2 separate regions of the Homo sapiens genome follow, and region 1 is linked to region 2. A link is a contact called in ENCODE Hi-C or POLR2A ChIA-PET data. All regions are on one chromosome and are shown on one strand. Each heading gives the region's core, a stretch centred on a gene start or an enhancer-like site at or near the end of the contact. The rest is flanking DNA. Distances are from core to core; before and after follow the strand shown. Region 1 holds the start of LINC00862 (long intergenic non-protein coding RNA 862). Region 2 holds the start of PTPRC-AS1 (PTPRC antisense RNA 1).

Region 1 (6,066 bases), core at 431-2,930, 1.7 Mb after region 2:
TCAGAAGAATGCAGCTTATCTTTATTAAAATGTACCCCCCCAATATTTCATGATATTTACATGTTTGCATAGTACTTTCCTATCCTTTTGTAACATGTTTTGCAACTCCTGAAAAGTCAATAGTCTTAGCTCTTCTCTAAAGGGGGAAACACAAGAGACTGAGTGACTAGTTCAGGGTGACTCACAGGCAGAGTCAACATTGGAACTCGGAACACTGAGCCTGGCATTCCAAGTTCCCAAAACCTTGAGGCTCTTGCTAATCCCAGCAGAATTTTCTTCTTTACAGGGCTGTGCTTCTTTGAGGCCTCTGAGACTAGAATGTTAGTGTCCAAAGCTTTCTCTTTCAAAAGTAGTCAATAGTCAGAAATAAATGTTGGCCTGCAAGTTCAATCTTTTTCTTTTTTTTGAGACAGGGTCTCACTCAGTTGCCCAGGTTGGAGTGCAGTAGCACAATCATGGCTTACTGCAGCCTTGACCTCCTGGGCTCAAGCGATCCTCCTGCTTCAGCCTTCCAAATAGTTGGGACCACAGGCATACCCCACCACACCCAGCTAATTTTTAAAATTTTGTAGACATGATGGTCTCACTTTGTTGCCCAAGTTGGTCTCAAAGTCCTGAGTTCAAGGGATCCTCCCACCTTGGCCTCCCAAAGTGCTGAAATTACAGGTATGAGCCACCGCTTCTAGTCCATCTTCACTTTTTAAAAGGCATAGCTAAACTGCATTGATACAACCTAATGATCTCCCTAATTAATGTAACTTTGCTGGTAATTGTTTTTTTAGAGTCCTCTGTTTAAGATTGGGTTAAATTCAAATCAAATGGTACTGTTTAAACTGTTTGCTGTTTTTTGTGTTTGTTCCCCGTTAGTGCTATCTTGGACATGCTGAGCTTCTAACTGCCACAGGGCTGTTTTGCTACTACTGACCTTATAAAGCCAACAGTTAGTGACTGTGTATATAAGGATTTAAGAGATTATTTTACCAGAATAAGGTTGCTTTGTAGCCATCCGGTGTAAATGGTGTTTCTTTCCATTAACAAATTGAAGAGCTCTTAAGCACCTGAAATTAAATAACAGCTTAAAAAATAAATTAATATACAAAAAATTTAGGTTTACTGACAATATCAGATTATTTCCCATTAAAAAAAATCACCCAACTCTTTTTTCTGATGCCTTTCACGTGGGACTTCAAAAAGCTTTTCCAAATATTTTCACTATCTGTAGTTCTCATTCTAATTTTGTAAATTAAAAAAAAAAAAGAGCCAAATAACTGACCCAAAGTTATGCAGTCAGTTGGTAGTAAAAGCCAAATAAGAGCTCAAATTTAATCTAGTCGTTAGAATCTGCCACAGTGTCCTCTTCGCTAAGTTGTACTACTGCCTCATTTTATTTCCCTTAAAAAATAATTGTTTGCATATCAGTTAAACTGGTCACATTGAAATATAAAACACGCCAGTATTATCAAGAGGTCCTTTCTTAAAGCAACAAAATACAATCACCTTTGTGCTAAAAATAAGCTATAAAAATAATTGTGTACCTTATAAATTTATCTACAAGTTTTAGCCTTCATTATATTCATTAATTAAACTGCCATAAATCTTCCTTTCCTATTGCTAAGATATTCTTAAACTTGCATACAAAGCACCAAAATGCACATCAGCCACAACACACACAAATTCATCACTCAATCTCGGTCCATTACTCTTGCCAAGGTCAGTATAGAATATTCTTGAAATTTTCACTTGTAGAATGAATAGATGTTTTGTAAGGATTATCTATTCAGGCAGAAAAAAAGGGGGGAGGGGAAGAACACAAGAAACAATTAGCTATTCAACTGGTACTGAGCAAATTCCAAGTACGGAATCCTTTGTTTGTTTTTATCTTGTTTTTGTTTTTCTTACCTACCTTGGGACTCCAGTCCACGAGAAGAAATACATCTTGTGAGATTTTTGTACAGCCTTTCTACAAACCTCCGTAGAGAAGGAGACGTTGTTGTCAGTTTTGGCTTCCTTTTGCAGTCAGGGACTGGGACCCAGAGTTATCTATTTGCATTTCAACACCCTTCTTTTGTTTTCGGTCCCACAAGAGGCTCAACCAGTTCAAAAGCAGGTAAGGCAGTTAGATCATTGTAATGACCCTAGAAAACTCAAAGGAGAAAACTTTTGCAAACAATGTGGTTATTTTAGCAAAAAACTACTACTTATTTCATCAGTCAAGCCTACAGAGCTCAAGCTAGACCATCTTGTTAAAAATTTACCTTAGGTTGTTCTTAATTCTCTCTGTGCCCTAGAGAGAGAAGAATGATGGTGGAAAGCAGGGTTAGAGAACAGAGAGGAGGAGAGTTCTGCATCCAGAATCTCTTCTGAATAAACAAATATCGCTAAAATATCCAAATATTCACAGGAATTTACAGGTCACATTATTGCATTTGATTCTGAGAGCAACAGCCTCTGTCATTTCTGCTGAAGGAGCATTCCTATATAACTCTAACAAAATTAAGAGAAAAGAATACTTTCTAGGTGGAGAGAGTTGGAGAGGACGGGTAAAGGTGCAGCCATCCCAGTGTCTGAAGGACACTCAGACACAAATGCTGCTGGTGTATACTTCCTGTCACACCCACTCAGATGACTACATGGTCAAGATTCCAGAATGTGATCCCGACGACAGCTTTCTAAGCATTTAATATTCCAAGAGGCATCAGCAGATAAAAATGTGCAGAGTTGCAAATTTTTAATAGAAAAATCCCCCAGGGTCTATGTTGAAGGTCAGTGTTTGGGAAAAGGCTATATTATAATGGGGCTATGGAGTCACAGATTAGAGACGGAAGGGACCATAAGGTTCATTTCCTCAAGGTCCGTGGTTACACAGCTGGTTTGTGACAGGCTATGAGCTCTCTGGGGTCTCAATCTCACGCTCTTGAGCTTTTGGTTACCAAACCTGCTTAGATGAGATCCACAGTGAGGTTATATTGTAAAAATTCTAAGACTTGGCAAGTCAGCCTATAATGAAGATATATATGCATAGACTTCAAAGGACTGACCTTGTCATCACCTACAATAGCTCTGCCGCAAGATTACTGATTCAGGCATTCAGCTTTTGGATAAGCATCTTTCCTTCCAACTTGCATGACAACAACTCCAACTGCTCTTAGAAATATTGGGGCCTCCAGTCTATTGATCCATCTGCTTTCTCCCAATTCATTAGCCTTCAGCTGTTTTCACTTTCCTTCTTACTCAATTTTTATTCCATGGTCTGTTATTACTATATCCTTTTTGCCAATCCCTTAAACTCCCTTCCTCTCTGTTTTTTCTACAAACCTATCTAGGAAAACGACAGCCCTCATTGAACCCCGCCATCTCCTTTCTCTTTGCTTGCACGCAACAGTCAAACTCTGCTGGAGGTGATCAAAAGCGTAGATAGGTTCATCATCACCAACTTCTTATGGGCCCTCAATACTAACAACTACATTTTTGTTTTATTTTTAAGAAATGGAGTCTTGCTCTGTCGCTTAGGCTGGAGTGCAGTGGCATAAACACAGCTCAACGCAGCCTCCATCTCCTGGGCTCAAGAGATCCTCCTGCCTCAGGATCCCAAGTAGCTGGGACTATAGGCACAAGCAATCATGCCCTGCTCTAACAACTGTGTTACGTTTCTTTTTTCAACTTATTTTCCAAGAATTATTTGAAACTTTCTCCATCACCCGCAAGCTTCCAATACACCCATCTTTCTCTCTTTACTCCTTCATCTTCTGCTTAGATGAGGATTCTCTAGATCTTTTTCCACCCAGATCCCTGCTTTCCCTCCTGCTTCAAGGTGAGTGAGACTCCTCCACAACAAGGGAAATCCCTTCTCTTTGGCCTTGTATTCTCTTCTCTCATCATCACCCACAACCTTTTTGTCATTTTTTTCTCATATCACATCATTTTCATCAGAAAAGCCTATTGGTTCTGCCTTCAAAATATATCCAAAATCCAATAATTTATCATCATCATCACTCCTACCCCCTCATCGAAGACATGGTCATCTCTCATCTAGACTATTAATGGTCTATCAACTTTCACCATTGCCCCCTTACAGTCTATTCTCAACAGTGATCTTTCGAAATCATAAGTCAGAGCATGTTCCTCCTCTGCTTAAAACCCTCCAATGGCTTTCTATTTACTCAGAGTAAAAGCTGAAGTCCCTACAAAGACCTTTAATACCCTACCAGCACTGTCCAGTAGAACTTTCTGTGGCAATGGAAATGATCTACATCTCACTGTCCAATACAGTAGCCACTAGCTACATGTGGCTACTGTGCATTTGAAATGTGGCTAGTGCAATTGATAAAATGAATTTTTAATTTTTAAAATTTTAATTAATTTACATTTAAGTAGCCACTTGTGGCCAGAGGCCACCATATTGGAACACTCAGCTCTACAAGATCTATTCCCCATCCACCCTATCCACCTCTTGCCTGAGCCTATAAAAGCCCACAACACACTATAAAAACTCCTTTGAAGTCAGATGATGTCACTCCTCTGCTTAAAAATCTCTATAGTTTCCCATTTTACTCAAAAGCCAAAGAAAGTCCTTATCTTGATTTACAAGGCCTCATATGATCTGGCCACCTCACCCATCTCTCTGACCTCAGCCTCTAGCTTAATCTCTTCCTTGTTGACTCCACTCCAGGCACAACATTGCCCTCCTTAGTGGAACACATCAAGTATGCTATTGCCTCAGGGCCTTTGCTCATGCTGTTTTCACTGCCTGGAACATTCTTTTTCCCAATATTCATATGACAAACTCAGAGCTCCTTCACTTCCTTAGTAAGCACTCTGCTACAAGTGTCTTCTGATGAGAGGCTGATCTGACCTTACTTGATCTGAAAGTCCTATCCAAAACAATTCCCTCCCACTTGATCACTCTCTATCTCCATACTCTGTTTGTTGTTGTTGTTTTTAAGTAGAGAAGTAGTCTCACCATGTTGCCCAGGCTGGTCTTGAACTCCTAGGCTCAAGTGATCCTCTCACTTTGGGCTCCCAAAGTGCTAGGATTATAGGCATGAGCCAACATGCCTGCTCTCTGCTCTTTCTTTATAGCACAGATCTCCATCTATGTTTCTTTACTTATTACTTGTCTCCATCAGCAGGGGCAGCATCTCTGTTTTATTCACAGCAGTATCCCTAATACCTGAAACAGTACCTGGCTCAGAGTAGGGTCACAAACACGCACACACACACACACACACACACACACACACACACACACACGGCTGAATTTGATGAGTGAATACACATGGCCCTATGGTGCCAAAGACTATTTACAAGTCTCAACACTGGTCTACAACCCAGCACTCTCCTGCTGCTATTCCCTGGGGAGAGGTTGGGACTGGGTTCCTCTCTAAGTATAGTATCCTCACTTGCAAGAGGGCAGCTGGGTGCTTAAACTGTATCAGCTCTAATCTTCACCACAATCCATTTTACCAGTTTGGAAACAGACAGGTTAAGTAAACTACTCAAGCTCAGCTAGAGTGACCCTCACCCTGTTTCTTATGAAGGGGTTTCCACAGTCAATAGAAAACTCTTCTACAGGCAGCTACAAAGATATGCATTGAAGTGACCACATAGCTTCATTATAAATCTCTTTACTGATTCTATGCCTTCATAGGGAAAAATGAGAATAACTACTTTTATAACAGACTAAATGAAAATTAATTTCAGAGAGTTTATAGAAAATGGCCAGGTGCAGTGCCTCAAGCCGGTAATCCCAGCACTTTGGGAAGCTGAGGCAGGTGGATCACTTCAGGTCAGGAGTTTGAGTCCAGCCTGGCCAATATGGTGAAACCCCATCTCTACTAAAAACACAAAATTTAGCTGGGCATGGTGGCATACGCCTGTAATCCCAGCTACTCAGGAGGCTGAGGCAGGAGAATCATTTGAACCCAGGAGTCAGAGGTTGCATGAGCCAAGATCGCGCCACTGCACTCCAGCTTGGGCAACAGAATGAGACTGCCTCAAAAAAATAAAAATACAAAATACAAAAAGAAAATGAATGTTATTTCCACTTTCATTTTTACTCCTCCCCTA
Region 2 (5,633 bases), core at 425-2,924:
CAAGCAGATGTCAAAGATGGTGAAAAACTAGAACAGCCAGGTCCCCCAGGCATATACAGAGAAGTTTTGCAATGGCAGGTCCCCGTGGTTGTCTGACCCAGACTTCCACCTTGAGGTAACTGGGGTAACTATAACGATATTTTCATCCTGATCTCTTCATGCAGTTATATGTTTCCAAGAACAGATAAACTGTGAACTTAATACAAGTGTCTCCTTTCCTTGGATTCTCACCATCTGGGTGGTAAACATGACAGAAACATTCAAGTATGTTCAATGTAGTACATGGTAACAAATGCTTTAGCACAGACTAGGGAGCATGTCTGGCAACATGTTGGCAAATAATTAAATTGGCACATTCAGGATAAAATGAGAACATGGAAAAACAGAATATGATTCTCTTTCCAGCCCTGGAAAGACATCCCAAGTGTACGTATTGTTTATATTATGTTATTAGTATATCTTTACCAGCAAAGGGCAGGTCATCATCATTCAATATGCTCAAATACTCACATTTAAAGACATAGGCACTTTGAGAGGCCAAGGGGGGAGAATCACTTGAGCCTAAGAGTTCAAGACCGGCCTGGGCAACATGGCAAATCCCATCTCTACAAAAAATACAAAAATTAGCTGGGTATAGTGCCTGTGGTCCCAGCTACTTGAGAGGCTGAGGTGAAAAGATTGTTTGAGTCGAGGAAATGGATGCTGCAGTGAGCCATGGTCACACCACTGCACTCCAGCATTCTAGCCTGGGCAACAGAGCAAGACCCTGTCTCAAAAAAAAAAAAAAAAAAAAGAGAGATGTAGGGAGCATTGTGGACATCTATTCATGGAGGGTTAAACAATAGAATTAGACAACCATGTGTATGTGTGGAATCATGTGTTTTTTCCACACATGTAGGAAGGAGAAGGTAGGAACAATGAAAAGATTCTTTTAGTGATCATAGTGGCTCCAAAACAGATGCTTTGGTATATGTAATACCCATTTATCTTATAAAGAAAATAAAGAAATAATAAAAGCATTTGCTAACCATGTTAGATGCTATAGTAAATGTAAAAATAAAGGGTCTGTTAATCTATTAACTGAGCTTAATATATGATGTGATATAACAGCAGCCTTCAAATATGCGGAGGGCTATAACAGAGATCATGATGAACAGACTTTTATTCTGGCTTAGAAAGACTAGACACAGAAATTAAAGGCATAAATTACTCTACAAGCAAAGCAATCTTAACATAACACTCCTTTCAAGGTAGACTATGAATATTTCCACCAATAATATATTTATTAAAATAGATTCCTTTTCATTTGTCTTTTTAAGTTAAACATAATCTTGCTTGAATGAGGATGAGTATAAGATACCTCAGTCATGACCTTGTAGATCACTGCATCAGCCAGCTTTGTATTCAGCTATCAAACAAAATAAAATGTGATCACTAGTGGTTCAAATACATTGGAGTTCTACAACTAAAGATCTAAAGGAATGAAATCCATGACTAGTACAAAGACATAATAATGCCCTAAGCAACTTACGATATTTTGATGTTTCTTTTCTGACACCCCATTCGATAGGCTTTTGTCTTCATGCTCAGCATCTCCTATCTCATTTGGGATGCTATGCGTCCACACCTTTCATCACATTCCAGCAAAAAGAAAGGGAAGGCAAAGTGGTAATATATTTTTCCTAGTGAGGTTTTGCCTCTTTATTCAGGGATGGAAACCTTCCCCAGAAGCTTTTGTCTACACTTATTGGCCAGAAATTTAACATATAACCATTCATTGCTGTCAGAGGTGGGAAGGAGTCCCTGAGAAAGAAATTATTCTTGTTTTCCAGCCTCTATTGTAGCATTTAACAAGGAAGAATGGGATTATGAATAGCTTTGGAATGTTTATCATGTCTTCTAGTTGCCATAGCTCATAGTCATTTTATATGATTGAATCTATATTAGGCCTTTTATCTGACAAGTTTCCCAATGTACAAAGACTGAAAAAAAATAATTTTCCTCAGATGGGAATAAAGAATGTCAACTGGTCTGGCCAAGTGAGTTTGGAAAGCTAAGATTTAGCCTTGGGTGCATTATTGATGGACAATAAAGGAGTAGGTGGCACTCATCCATTCATTCAGTTATTCTAGCTGTGCTATTGAATACTTGCTAACTGCAAAGCACAGAGCTAGATCCTAGTAAGAATATAGAAAAGAAAGTCACAGTCTCTGCCTTGAAAACATATTTATTTTATTTCTAGGACAAGACATCTACACATATACAAACTGTCAATTCATAACATGTCATGGAAACATAAAAGAAGGTATCAGTGAAAGTGGAGTGTTTAAGGAAATTTCCATGCAGTTGATAGAATTTTAATCCTATAATTTCAATAGGTAGTAGCTGTGTCTCAGGCATTCTAGGCAGTGCACAGCAAGAGAAAAGATTGAGATAAAGATAAAAACTGGAAAGAAGTAGGCAATCAGTCATATTTCTGCAAAGCAATGTTAGAAAATTGCATGTGTTAGCTTGTATACACAACTTAGCTTACAATGTTAGCTTGTAGCTAACTGAATACAGATGTGAGAGTTAAAATATACTCTCCTAACAGTAGAATAATGATTGTTAGAGTGGCAGGGATGATCTTATAGAAATAAACATTGGACAACCAGCAAAAACAGTGAAAGCCAGCCATATGGCTATCTGGAGGAAGAGCATTCCAGCTACTCAAATCCAAAGTGGTATCATGGTGTGATGTCTTTTTTTTTATTTTTGTTTTAGAGACAGGGTCTCACTATATTCCCCAGGCTGGTTTCAAACTCCTGAGCTCCTGTGATTCTCCTGCCTCAGCCTCCTGAGTATAGTCACATGCCACCATGCCCAGCTAAGTTATATATAAACATAAGCACAGAGTAACATGGTAGCAAAAAATAATGTCACCCAAATTAGGGTTTTGAAGACAATACAGGAGTTAGATAGATAAAGAAGAGAGGGAAGGGCATAACACAAAGGAACAGGAAGTATTAAAATGTGCGTGTTATGGACTTGCATACAAATTGAGTGCTTTAATTTTGCCAAGCATCTTTCATAACACTATAAGGAATTAACAGTATGAGATAGCATAAGTAAGGGGGCCTGAGAACTTACATAAACACCCTTGGTACATGGAAAGTAAATATAAAATGGTGCTGATAATTCTAATTACATAGTTTATAGAAAAGATACATGACCAAGCTTGAAGCAAGAATGATTGATAAGGAATTAGGTAGGTTCTGTATAAGGAAAGGTGATTTCAGATCCCAAAAGGGCATGGCTGAATGTTTAGCCTTTCAGAGTTGGGGAATCCATTTCTTCCTGTGGAAGGATTAGTCTTTAGGTGAATAGATATGTATCGAAGGGAAATTAAGAGAGCATAAGAAAACCCCACTTTACCTGCCATCTATCCATGGAAGCAGCAATAAGACCACCTGAGAGCTATGGTACAATTAAATTGAAGATATTTGAACACATAAAGTAGGTGTAATGTAACATATAGGCTCAAACATTTGAAAGTGATGATATTTGGTCATTGCTGGCCTACAAAAGAAATGATTTTATGTGATTCAGTCTAATGGTAATAGTTACAAAGGATTGACTTCTTCGCAAATAAAATGGTTGAAATAGTACCCAAAACTAGCAGATTGGGCAAAAATTACAAAGAAATATCTAAGTGGTTGCATAGTAACCACAAAAATGAACACACTTATTTTCAGAGTTCAAACCGTGGTAGATTTGAGAGTATGTTTGGAAATGACTAATGCTTAGTGTTGTTTACCCTGTCACCACATTCCTGCATAAGGCTCTTTATCTCTGACTGGTCATGCTCACATCTGTTTTCTGCCAGCCTTTTCTGGTGCCCGCAGGCACCCACCTGCACCCAATGTCCTCCTTTTATGCTTTCTGGCCTCCTTTCATGTACTGTGTGGTCCACCATACTACCTAATCTGCTATATACTCACAAAACTATTTACTTCTTTTGAAAAAAATGTATTATTAGATTTAAATATATGTATTTATATTTCCCTTCACTTTTTAAAGTTTTCACTTTATTTTTATACTATGTTTTAAGCTTCCCTAATATCCCACTGCTGAATCCCACCGACATGGAATCCACGGCATGGTGAATCCCTGACTTACCCATTCCTACTAGAAGTAGAGCCAGAATCTAATCCAGACCTCCTGCCAGCCACTCCCAGACCCCTTCTTTCCCCCAAAGAAAATGAAGAACATATTTTTTGTGCAAAGAGATACAATCAGGAAATTTTTTTAAAATCAGCTTTTATTTTAACTGAATAGCTTACTTAGTCCTGGGGCTGTAAAGTCAACTGAATGATGGAGTCATTTTTTTCAAAATGCGACATCTTCTTACCCACTTCTCTTATTACTCTCATCATTATGAAAATCACATTTGTGAAAGGAAATGAATTTATATCAGGTTTTCTTTGGCATCACCCAAAGGACCTTAGTAAAGAAAATTAATACTAATTTTATTTTCTATTGTGAGCACCTTAATACGGAACTGTAAGAATAATTACTATTTTTAATGCCAAATGAAGCATGTAAGTATTACTAGCTTCTTTTTTGTATTAACTTCTATACTTATCTCAGGAGTTTTTATAGTGATATAGACATTTTGTGAAATAGATCATGAGTGAAACATAGACCTGGTATAGCTTGACTGGGGCCTACTTTACAGATTTGTCCTTAAGTACTGAATATAAATGTTTCTGCTTCTTATTTTCCTTAGCATTTTTAAAGAAAGTCCTGGAAGCCAAAAATCTCCATGATGAAATATTTATAATTATTAATCACTGTTATATGACCTTATTATGTATGAAAACTATATTCAACATCCTAAATATGAAATGTGATTAGTTCTGATTTTAAAGATTTGTGATAAAACAAGACACCATTGATGAAATACATAGAAAAAGGAAGACAAAATAGCTTGGGACACATTAATAACTTACACAAAAAATTTTAAAAATTAAATCTTCTAATAGATTTGATATATAATATACCCCAGAAATATTTACATTATATTTTCAAAGTCTAGAGCATTTCTTCCATAGACTCCAAAACTATTTGTATATATTATCATCGAAACACAATTTTGAGAGAAGTTGGAATGGCAGTGCAGTTAGCAGATAAAAAAAATACCCACTTTTCTTTACAAGTCTCTATCTAATTCATACTCCCTATTGCTCTTTCCTGCTTCACAAACTTCTTAAAAGATTTTTTCATGTGGTGTGAATATTTAAAATCTGTCTTAGCAATTTTCAAATATACAATATAGCTGGCCATCTGTATTTGTGGGTTTTGCATCCTCTGATTCAGCCAACCATGGATTGAAAATATTAGGAAAAAATGACGAAATACAACAATACATCATAAAAATAATACAACTTAAAAGACAATACAGTATAACAACTATTTACATAGCATTTATTTTGCATTAAGTATTATAAGTAATCTAAAGATGATTTAAGGTATATGGGAAAATATACTTAGGTGATGTACAAAAACTTTAATCATTTCATAGTGTATACATATATCAAAATGTCACATTGTACCTTATAAATACTCATAATCATTTGTCAATTAAAAATAAT

What was found. A loop is a pair of places that touch in the nucleus more often than their neighbours do. ChIA-PET counts read pairs that join two places held with the same protein, here RNA polymerase II (POLR2A).
Region 1: a map with no recorded cell type shows a loop between it and region 2 (4-fold over the local background). The contact joins the promoter of LINC00862 here to the promoter of PTPRC-AS1 in region 2. A Hi-C loop is called at or near these places in 1 of 37 single-sample maps with no recorded cell type. POLR2A ChIA-PET finds 5 or more read pairs at or near these places in 2 of 52 experiments (BJ and OCI-LY7).

The regions. Positions count from the first base shown.
Region 1 is chr1:200,372,112-200,378,177 of GRCh38, forward strand. It overlaps LINC00862 (long intergenic non-protein coding RNA 862), which reads right to left and starts at 1,681. Exons shown (of 5, transcript NR_040064.1): 1 at 1,536-1,681; 2 at 982-1,058. RefSeq lists enhancers at 35-565, 1,962-3,161.
Region 2 is chr1:198,665,468-198,671,100 of GRCh38, forward strand. PTPRC-AS1 (PTPRC antisense RNA 1) reads right to left here and starts at 1,675. Exons shown (of 3, transcript NR_199042.1): 1 at 1,532-1,675. All of the region lies in intron 2 of PTPRC (protein tyrosine phosphatase receptor type C), which reads left to right. RefSeq lists an enhancer at 3,297-4,496.